Regions from separate parts of the Homo sapiens genome. Here regions 2, 3 and 4 are each linked to region 1. A link is a loop called in an ENCODE intact Hi-C map of the cell type or tissue named here. Cell type or tissue: Caco-2. All regions are shown on one strand. Region 1 overlaps MAP3K20 (mitogen-activated protein kinase kinase kinase 20). Region 2 overlaps RAPGEF4 (Rap guanine nucleotide exchange factor 4). Region 3 overlaps RAPGEF4 (Rap guanine nucleotide exchange factor 4). Region 4 overlaps RAPGEF4 (Rap guanine nucleotide exchange factor 4).

Region 1 (2,500 bases):
AAAGTAGAACTACCATTTGATCCAGCAATCCCACTACTGGGAATCTACCCAAAGGAAAAGAAGTCATTATTTGAAAAAGATACTTACACACGCATGTTTATAGCAGCATTGGGTCAAAAACAATTGCAAAATCATGGAACCAACCCAAATGCCCATCAATCAACGAGTGGATAAAGAAACTGTGGTCTATATATATGATGGAATACTACACAGCCATAAAAAGCAATGAATTAACAGCATTTGCAGTGATCTGGATGAGATTGGAGGAGATTATTATTCTAAGTGAAGTAACTCAGGAATGGAAAACCAAACATCATATATTCTCACTGATATGTGGGAGCTAAGCTATGAGGACGCAAATGCATAAGAATGATGCAATGGGCTTTGGGGATTTGGGGGAAAGAGTAGGGGCGGGGCAAGGGATAGAAGACTACAAATATGGTGCAGTGTATACTGCTCTGGTAATGAGGCACCCAAATCTCACAAATCACCACTAAAGAACTTGCTCATGTAACCAAATACCACCTGTACCCCAATAACTTATGGAAAAAAATTTTTTTTAATTAGCCAGGCATGGTGGCATGTGCCTATAGTCCCAGCTACTCAGGAAGCTAAGGTGGAAGGAACATCTGAGCCCAGGAGGTCAGGGCTGCAGTGAGCCATGATCACACCACTGCACTCCAGCCTGGGTGACAAAGCAAGATCCTGTCTCAAAAAAAAAAAAAAAAAAAAAAAAAAAAAATATATATATATATATATATATATATATATATATATATATATGTATAACATATATTATATATATTTTATTATTTATATATATCAAGTTGTATTAAAATAACTGTTTCTGTTTAAAGTTAAAAAGATAATTTTACTTATTTCCTACTTATTACTAACTTGACTTAATAATATCTTAAAAGGAGGAGGATCATTAAACATTCCTTTGGGGGAGACAAATACATCACGTCCCATCCCCCAACTAGGTTGCCTAATCTACTAGGAAGGATGAGAAAGACATTTCTCATCTGCAACTGCATCAAATGGGAACCCAAACTGAAAGATGGTTTTCATTTTTTAAAAAATTACAAGCCTTAAAATATGTTTCTGGAAACGTATCATATTAGCATTTTATGATTGTAGACAATTCAGCTATGTGAATTGAAAGAATTCTACAAACGGGCTCAACAAGAAAAGTGAGAAATTTAGGAAGACTTTTTGTTTGTAGACACAAATAGCGGGCCCTTCTACCTGGCGCCAGTGCCCTTCCAGAGAGCAGAGAAGGTCACCATACACTCTCTTTTCTAAACTCTCCTCTGAATGAGAGTTAATGGGGAATCTATCTCCCTCTCTCTGCAGACCCTGCTAAGATAAACAGGTGTGAAATACTTCTTTCTTTATACACAGTTCTTAAAAAGGAAGATTTCTTCTTACTCAACTTGACAAATATCTGTGGGTAGACATTCCAGAGCCTTTATGGGTTTACTAAAACAAACAGAAAAAAAAAAACCACCATAATAAACGGAAAGACATATTTCAAATACCACCCAAGCATTGGTTTCATGTACTGGTGACAAGTACTGGTTTTCACCTACAGAGCATATACAGATTTCTCCCCTTTATAATCACCAGATGTGGAGAGAGCTATAAACAAAGGCAAAACCCTAAAGCATTATTGCTTAGTAACCAAAAGTTTTATTTGTATTCTTACAGAATACTAAAGGAAGGTGCCTAGTGCCCAGATAAATTCAAGTTACATTTAACTTAAAATGTCTGCAGTATTTCTTCAGCTACCAATTACAACCTGGAGAAACTCTGAAGTAGAATTAATGTTTACTTTATATCACGTATCTGCTGAGCTTCATGATAGCAAATAAATTCGGAGAAAGAAAAAAGAGAAGTAAGGAGATTAAAATTCTGGGCCATCAATGACATTCTAGGAGAGTTGAAGCAGAAAATATCAAAAGCATATGAGTGTACTTTCAAGGTACTTTGCATGATTGAAAACTCAACAGAGGGGTGAACTGCCAATCTGTACAAAACAGACCAATTATAAAGATTTTTTACTGTCTCTGTCCCACAAGTAAGATTCCATGCCTTTGGTTAGTTTTGTTGTTTTGTTCTGATTATAAAAATAGAATGTGCTCACTGTTGCTGATTTGCATTGCCATACACAACTCTTAATACATATGCACATGCACTTTTCCAATTTTTGCTTACAACAAATTCCTAAAAGTGAGGATGATAGGTCGAAGGCATTTCATTTTAAAACTTCTGTCAATCTTTCAAACTGTCTTCTGGAAGGCTTACCATTTTAGACTTCCACCAAGAAAGTGTTATGCCCATCATTCCATTCCCTCACCAGCTATAAGTGTTTCAGTCCTTCTCATTTCTACCAATCTTATACATGGAACAATACCTCCAAATTATTCTATGATGCAATCATAATGAGCTGATATAACAATGATTCCTAAGTGAGAGATCTCAATTTCCAGAGGACAAG
Region 2 (2,500 bases), 56 kb after region 1:
GTTCATTTTACCACACTGCATATTCCAGGCTTTTTTTATTATTATTCGGAGCACAATTTGAAACTAAAATGACACTCTGTTTAATTTTCTCACACTGGTAGTCATTGATCTGCATTCATACCTTCAGAGGAAATGCCACTGAATTCAGGAGGAGTATATTTAACCTGCATGGTATTCAAAAATTGCCGGAAGAGCTTAGCTCCCATAAACTATGCCAGTGACCTTGCTAAATAGGTATGTTAAACACTCAAATGTATAATTTTCTACAGGCGCTTTTGGTAAAAACATTCTTCTTTTTCACATCTTCCAGCAAACCTCATTATCCTTCTTGTGACCCTGTAGGCATCTCATTTTCTTTTGGCTTGTTTGCAAGTTTTAAAGTATTAACTGCATCTCCTGCCTCAGGAAGGGTTGCTTGGCTACTACTCTACATTTTTAGAGTGCGAATTCTATTATTTTACCACTGCTACCTTCAAGAATGGAGTTTGATGCATTTTCAAAGAAGCTAGAAATACTTAAAAATGTCTTATCTTTATTAAGTACAGTAAGTTATTCTCATGTGGAAGAACAAGGGGAACATACATGGGGAATATGTATTAATTTTGAATAATGTTGAAACTATATTAAAATAAGATCGTAAGTTGGCATTCACCATGGAATTGGGGAGAAGTGCTGCTGTATATAGAATGCTAGCTTTCAGTAAAGTAGGAATAAAGACAAGCAAAACAAGAGCAAGGATGCCCCAGGAACGGGCTCCCAGCTTCGTTCATCATCTTTGTAAATTATCTAGAAAAGAAACTATAAAGGATATCTAAAGGAAAATATATAAAAGTGGAACCTTTGCAGCTGACATTGAGGTCTATCAGATAGTGAAATACTGAACGATAATGATTTCAAGAAAATTTATTCAGTGACCTTCTTTTATTGTCTAGTAAATCCCAGACACTGCACTTGCCTCCAGAGGCAGGTGTAATACCGCAGAAAACACCGCCTCTGGTTCTGGGGACCCTGAAATTTTATATGAATGAACACAGAGAGGCATTTGCCTGCTTTGGCATTTCTGAAAGTGGACTTTAATTGTGGGATGTTAAAAGGGATTACAATAGGACTTCTCAGAGCCTTCAGTGTGAGTGAATACTGGGAATCATTTCTATGAATGGGGTATATTATGCAGTGGTCCCCACATTTATTTGAAGATAGAATCTTGGTTTTGTTTTTGGCTTTGTATGTGTGTGTTTGTTTTTGGAGGGACAATATGTGAACTTGTGAGACTAGAATAGGCTGGAACACACTCTGGAAAATGCTGACTTATTAAAAAAAATAGAGGCATGTCTGGAATTTAAAGAATTTTGGATATCTCTTCATCAAATATTTGCTAAGTACTTAAATCACTGAGAAATGGCATGAGGCCCCACACAAGGGAGCTCTAAAATCCAGTGCCCCTTCAGAGCAGCAATGCTCCTAATTGCCGAAAAGTGAACACAACAGACAAATGTCTGTCAACTGATAAATGGATAAACAAAATGTAGTCTATTTATAGAATGGAATATTACATGGCCATAAAAATAAATGAAGTACTGGTACAAGCTATAATATGGTCAACCTTGAAAACATTATGCTAAGTGAAAGAAACCAGACGCAAAAGGCCTCATACTGTATGATTCCACTCATATGAAACATCCAGAGTAAATCTGAAGACAAAGAAAGCAGATTCGTGGTTGCCAGAGGTTGGAGGGAGAGGAGAAGAAGAAGTGACTGCTAATGAGTTCAGAGTTTCTTTTAGGGATGAGGAGAATGTTCTGAAGTTAGATAGTGATGATGGTTATCTATACAACTTTGTAAATATACTAAAAATCACTGGATTCTGCACTTTAAAAGAATGAATTTTATAATATGTGTATTTTGTGTCATTAAAAGATCCAACACCCCACCATACCAAATGGTTACCCCTTTCATATTATAGGAATTGAGATGAACACAACCATTTCTTGTCGACAATTATATTTAGTGAAGATACTAGATGTTATTTACAGAAGATATACATACATACAATTCCTACACATTAAATGTAGTCTAATTGTGAAAACAGGAAAAAATGTACTTCAAAATTACGTACTAAATAAAATAAATAAAAAGTAATTATTTGGCACAGTATCTATTATGTAGCAAATAAATAACTCCATACCATTGATTGAATGAACTATTTACAATCTTTGAAAGTGCAAAACAATTACTGAAAATTAAGATATTTGTAATAACATTTAAGTCCAGAAAATATGTTTTCATCAGGTACAATAAATTTGTAGCCAATAGTAAAGGTTTTTAATGCCCAGGAAAATATTTCAATTTTGAAAAATGTTTTATGCATATTGTGCTCTTCTGAAATGTTATTTTCTACTTTAACGCTGGCAAATTTAAGAATCTTGGCATTTCTTAGTGGAATTCTTATGTATATAATCCTGATTTGTAAATTTTGAAAAGTTACATTGTAAACATAAAT
Region 3 (2,500 bases), 82 kb after region 1:
CCTTTGGTGTGCTGGGACAATGGGTCTGAGTTCAGGAGCTGAAGGTTATTTAGAAGACACCTGGGGCTAAAGGCAGGTATACAATCGCATCTATGTGTTTGCCTCTGTCCTTTATGTGATCTTGAAAGAACAAATGCAGGGCTGTAGACCTGCCTTTCTAGTCACTGCCTTGTTATCAGCTAACTTTATTACCCTATGTAAGTCATGAAATTTCTCTATGCCTCCACGAATGTAAACAGAGGAATAAGAACATCTGCTTCCACCAACTTCACACAGTTCTGGGCAGGCAAAGAGCTTAAAACAAATATGTTGAAGTTCTCTAAAAATATAAAGTAAAACAGATGCTACTGTCACGAGGTTTCAACCTCATTCTTGTAGATCTCGGATTTAAAAAGTCTACAGTCTTCTTCAGCTGGGCTGTGTAAATAGCTTCTCTACAGGACGGCAAATGTAGCACAGGGCTTAATAATGGTTAAATAACATAAACTAATTTATACTGAAGGCCAAGTCCACCTACTCATTCACCTAAACAGAAGGGAGAGGGATAAGAAAAGCAAAAATATATATATATAAAAAAAAGTCCTGGGTGTTCTGAAAGGCTCTCCCATGTTGCCTCTGTAAAATAACAGGATCAGGCCCCAAAAGATTTTCTGGCTTCCCACATTTGTGTGCAGATTGCCTCTCTCTTCTTGTTGCATTGGGCACTGCCAGGCTAAGGTGAAGAGAGAGAGTGTGCTTCTTCTAACGGGAAAGCACATCTTGTCATAGTTTCCATAATCAGCTCATTCCAAATATGTGAAGGCATTTGTCCCTTGCCATAAGGCTGTGCAGACTACCAGGGAAGTGGCTATACTCTGAACCAGAAATTCACAGGCACCATTTTACCAAGCCTTTCTTAAAATAGCCAGCTTTGCCATATTAACAGATAGCAGCTTTTGAATCCAAGGGATTTGGTATTCTATTGAACCCTCAAGTTGTTGGCAAATAATTCCAGGCATCTGGCAAACTGATATCTATAAAATGTCAAGCAGCCTTTACTTCTTTGTTTAGCCCAGGAAATCAAACTCCATGTTTGATTTTGGGTCAAGAAAATTGTCTAGCTGGGGTCACTTGTGCTCTCAGCCTTCCTGTGTGCTAGAGCTCCCTGCATTTAGAAAGGAAAGAAGTCTCACAGCCATAGGCCACATTTAGCATTTTATTTTTAGCACTGTGGTGATACCAAAAACATGGAAGTAAACAGGAGGTTGTCAGGCATATCTAAATAGCAGGAGAAGATTAAATTCATGTCAGGGAGAACTCTAACTGGCCCCTGTAGTAAAAAAATTGTTTCCCATGAAGTGCTGTTTAATAGAATATTTATAAGATAGATGCTTCTTTTTCTGATGTTTGTAGTGATGATTTTCATGTACCAGGTTAGCTCGCATGCATTTTACCGATTTAATTCTGTCTGGGCTGGATGTGCTGCTGTACATGCATGCTGCACTGCCCTCTACTGGTGAGAATGTGTCATGCTGGACATTGACTTCAAGATCTTTTCAACTGAACTTTCGAAGTATAAGGGAACTTGGTTTACGGAAGGAATTTTAAACTAAAGGAGGCAAAACCGTCTGAGTAGAAAGCAAAGAGCAAAGAGAGGTCACAACTTCGACTCCAGCATCAGTGCTGTAAAGAAGTTAATTTATCTATTGATGTTAAATGCTACAAAATATAGGAGAGATCCATTACAAGAGTTTGGTTATTCCTAAGACCCTGTGTTTGGCCCTCTAGCAGTTCCTAGATCCTGCTTTTCTTTTTAAGGTGTAGTCTAAGAAAACAAAATGAAAACACAGCTCAACATTTTTTTTTCTCTTTCCAAGCTAAATATACTTACTGGGCTGCTATCTTAATAAATTTTTTTAATAGCTGAACACGCTTGCTGAGCTGAGAACAAAGGCAGATCTCAGTGACGACCCAAAACTGAATTTCATTAAATCTCCTCAGGAACAAATCCAAGTTTGCTGTGGTCTTTTTAAAATTATGCCTTCCAAATGTGTGATAGATTAGCTCCAGCTAGAAAATAAAGGAAAACAATTTTGCTTATTTTTTTTTAAATCAAAACACCAGCAGGTTTCTCTATTTGTCAAGACAGTGTTTTACTGGTCAGCAAATGTGAAGTCAATCAGACTTGAAGGGCTTCCATGAGGTTTGTTAAATATATAAATATAAACTAGGTTTTACTGGCTTAATATACACAGGAAGACACGGCATACTGTAAAGATTTTTCTTTAATACTCAAAGGCTTTATAGCATGCTTTATTTATAAGCTCAGTATGCAAAAAAATGGTCATGTGGTTTCCATATTGTAGCACATATTAGCACTTACAAACTAAGCAATGCCAGCAGCCTTTATCCTTGCTATCTCAGCTACTAACACATCTGATCCTGCATCTTACCTCATGCACGCAGTTGAAGAGTTCCCAATCATAAATTGTCATCTGGTATGCTAAATCTTTGGAGCTCA
Region 4 (2,500 bases), 61 kb after region 1:
ATACATGCCCCTGCCCCCTGTGAGAAGAAACTCATCAGTATAATTATCACATAGAAATAATACCACAGCGAACTGCAGAGCACATTGTGTTTAATTTCCTCTGCTTCTCACTGGCAGTGTACTCTACACGTACAATATACTGTAATTACATTGTACACATTCCCACAGTGTTTGTGAATCTATTCCTATAGCTTTATCTATAGATTGTTGACTTCAGAGCTGAGCAGCTGTTGTTTACCAGCAGTTACTGATAACTTCAACAAATGCAGTGGAGTTTTTTCTTTTTAAATACATTTTCCCCTTGGCTTCTCTAGGAGGTGACATAGAAGAATGCAAGATTTACTTCCAAAGAAGCTCATAAAACAAAGCATATTATTTTATGGTTCTTGAGCCTCACTGAAAACCTTCTTAAGGCTATAAACCCCCTCAGGCACACACGATTTGGCATATAATTTCAGGGTCCCCTTTTATCCCCGCTGCTGGATTTGGGATTATAAACTCCGGTTGTAACTGGTGTCACTTATCTATTCTTGTTTCCACTTGTACAACTGCTTTATGATCACATCTTTAAACACAACGTAAATTAATAGATGAAAACACATGAGACACTTTAATTCTGGCTGAATCCACATAAGAATAGTTGATGATATTGCAAGACTATTCACATTTTGGAAGTCAGAGAAGGCACAGTCATTTGAATCAGTTGCTCCCCAAATCAATGTCATTTTTCTTATATTTTTCCTCCCTATTCATTAAAAAATGAACATTTAGTAGTTCTGGTGTCCCATGTTAGCAAATCTGGCCATGAGCCAGTCCTGCTCTAGGAAGAACAAACAACTCTGACTAATAAAACAAGAACATCATAGTCTCTTAGCACTCGGTTTATTGGAGGAGACGGTACTGGTAGCCTCAGATTCATGTCTATGTCATAGTATCATATTGAGTTAATGAGATAAATTTCTTCAAGTGAGTCATACAATGAGCTTAGCAAAAACCTTTAGTGTTCACCTTCTCATTTCCAGACCAGATTGAGGGAGCCAAAGCTCCACCCCCACCACCAAAGTCCCAGCCCAGAAGAAACAGTAGCACTGGTCTAGTATGACCATCTGGTGCTATGATGCAACTTAACTCCCAACAGACTAAAATTGTTATTTATTATTAGTAATTTTTTTATATTAAAGTATTATACCAGTTCTTGTGATAGATGTTCAGATTTTAAAAGAGCACCTCAAATTCATGTGGGAATACTAGAAATATAATATGAAATCCTGTTTTTGGACCTTTTACGAATGTGCTATAAACATTAATGCATTCTTGCAACACCCTGAAAGACAATAAATATTATCTTTCCTGGTTTATAATTGACTGAACTGAGTCATCAAGGGCTGATGTGAGTTTCTCAACATGGAGCAATGAGTCATAAAGAGAGTTGGTTTGAGGCAGGATTTGTTGGCAGTCGTACTTTAGTTGTCTCCAGCTGCACTGGATAGAGCAAATTAAATCTCTTTAAATTCATTCACAAAATAATATTCCTATGGTGATTTTCTAGTTTCACAACAATGTAAATATGTTCTAGTTTAAAACAGCAAAAAAAATCTTTAAACTCAAGGCCCCTATCTCATGGAATTCATGGTCCAAAGTGTCTCTGACACAGTCAGATATTTCCCAGGCTCCAAGGGTGTCTCAATGGCCTCATTAAGAAGACCTTAATCACCAACATCTACATTGTAAGAGGTGGCAGCACTTAACTTACTGAAGGGTTGGCTCCTGTAGTATCTCACTGTTCTGGCCGTATTTGCAATCATGCGCTAAAAGGAATATAGAAAAAAGAAAGATAGAAATTCAAGTAAGCGTAGAGTACAATCCAAAAAGGAAAACAAACCATTTCTGCAATACTTGGTACCATGAGAAGTGACATGTTCTGAGATGTTGACTATCTGAAGGCAACTAGCTGATGTATAACTTGTTTAATTATTTCAAAGGGGTACCCACATACATACAAGGCATTTTCAGGTAAGGAATATTAATGGCATAACTCTCATAATTGTTGGCATATTCCCCATGATGTAAAAAACATCTATCATGCCTGAGACTGTACATTAGTGCTTTTTCACCATCCTTTCTTGAGGTTGCCATGAATTTGTAAGAGAATCTGTAACTATCCTAGATGTGGAGAAGGGTTAGCTTATCAAGTTCCTCACAGTAAATAAGACTCACTAATGAGGTATGAGATTTTATTGGCTGAACAGCAAGTCAAAATATTCTACCTTCACATTTTTGCTACACACTCTGTATTACTGACCTCTCTAATCTTCCAGCAAAAGTTTGCATTTTAATGTTAATCCTGATGATTTGATTCCCTCCTTCCCTCCCTTCTTCCTCCTTTCTGATTATAACACTAACATATACACATCTTAGAAATTCAGAAAACAGGCCAGGTGCAGTGGCTCACGCCTGTAATCCCAGCACTTTGGGAGGCCGAGGCGGGTGGATCACGAGG

What was found. Peaks named below come from ENCODE experiments on the same cell type or tissue, not always from the same donor. Only the 100,000 strongest peaks of a DNase experiment are listed, where the experiment ranks them.
Region 2: a loop joins it to region 1, with 7 times the contacts of the local background. A loop is called at or near these places in 3 of 110 quality-filtered maps.
Region 3: it touches region 1 in a loop (5-fold over the local background); 7 of 110 quality-filtered maps call a loop at or near these places.
Region 4: a loop joins it to region 1, with 6 times the contacts of the local background. A loop is called at or near these places in 5 of 110 quality-filtered maps.

Annotation. Positions count from the first base shown.
Region 1 is chr2:173,108,484-173,110,983 of GRCh38, reverse strand. The region is part of intron 2 of MAP3K20 (mitogen-activated protein kinase kinase kinase 20); the gene reads right to left. Among named protein-coding and RNA genes, the nearest start is that of MAP3K20, 34 kb to the right of the region's middle. In Caco-2, no CTCF peak of the experiment used is centred here; a DNase peak (open chromatin) is centred at 1,257.
Region 2 is chr2:173,052,378-173,054,877 of GRCh38, reverse strand. RAPGEF4 (Rap guanine nucleotide exchange factor 4) reads right to left here. Exons shown (of 31, transcript NM_007023.4): 31 at 1,985-2,500. Among named protein-coding and RNA genes, the nearest start is that of MAP3K20, 22 kb to the left of the region's middle. In Caco-2, no CTCF peak of the experiment used is centred here; a DNase peak (open chromatin) is centred at 1,417.
Region 3 is chr2:173,026,630-173,029,129 of GRCh38, reverse strand. It overlaps RAPGEF4 (Rap guanine nucleotide exchange factor 4), which reads right to left. Exons shown (of 31, transcript NM_007023.4): 24 at 2,433-2,500; 25 at 1,871-2,049. Among named protein-coding and RNA genes, the nearest start is that of MAP3K20, 48 kb to the left of the region's middle. In Caco-2, a CTCF peak has its summit at 1,470 (motif pointing left); a DNase peak (open chromatin) is centred at 1,469.
Region 4 is chr2:173,047,908-173,050,407 of GRCh38, reverse strand. RAPGEF4 (Rap guanine nucleotide exchange factor 4) reads right to left here. Exons shown (of 31, transcript NM_007023.4): 30 at 1,754-1,808. Among named protein-coding and RNA genes, the nearest start is that of MAP3K20, 27 kb to the left of the region's middle. In Caco-2, no CTCF peak of the experiment used is centred here; a DNase peak (open chromatin) is centred at 1,047.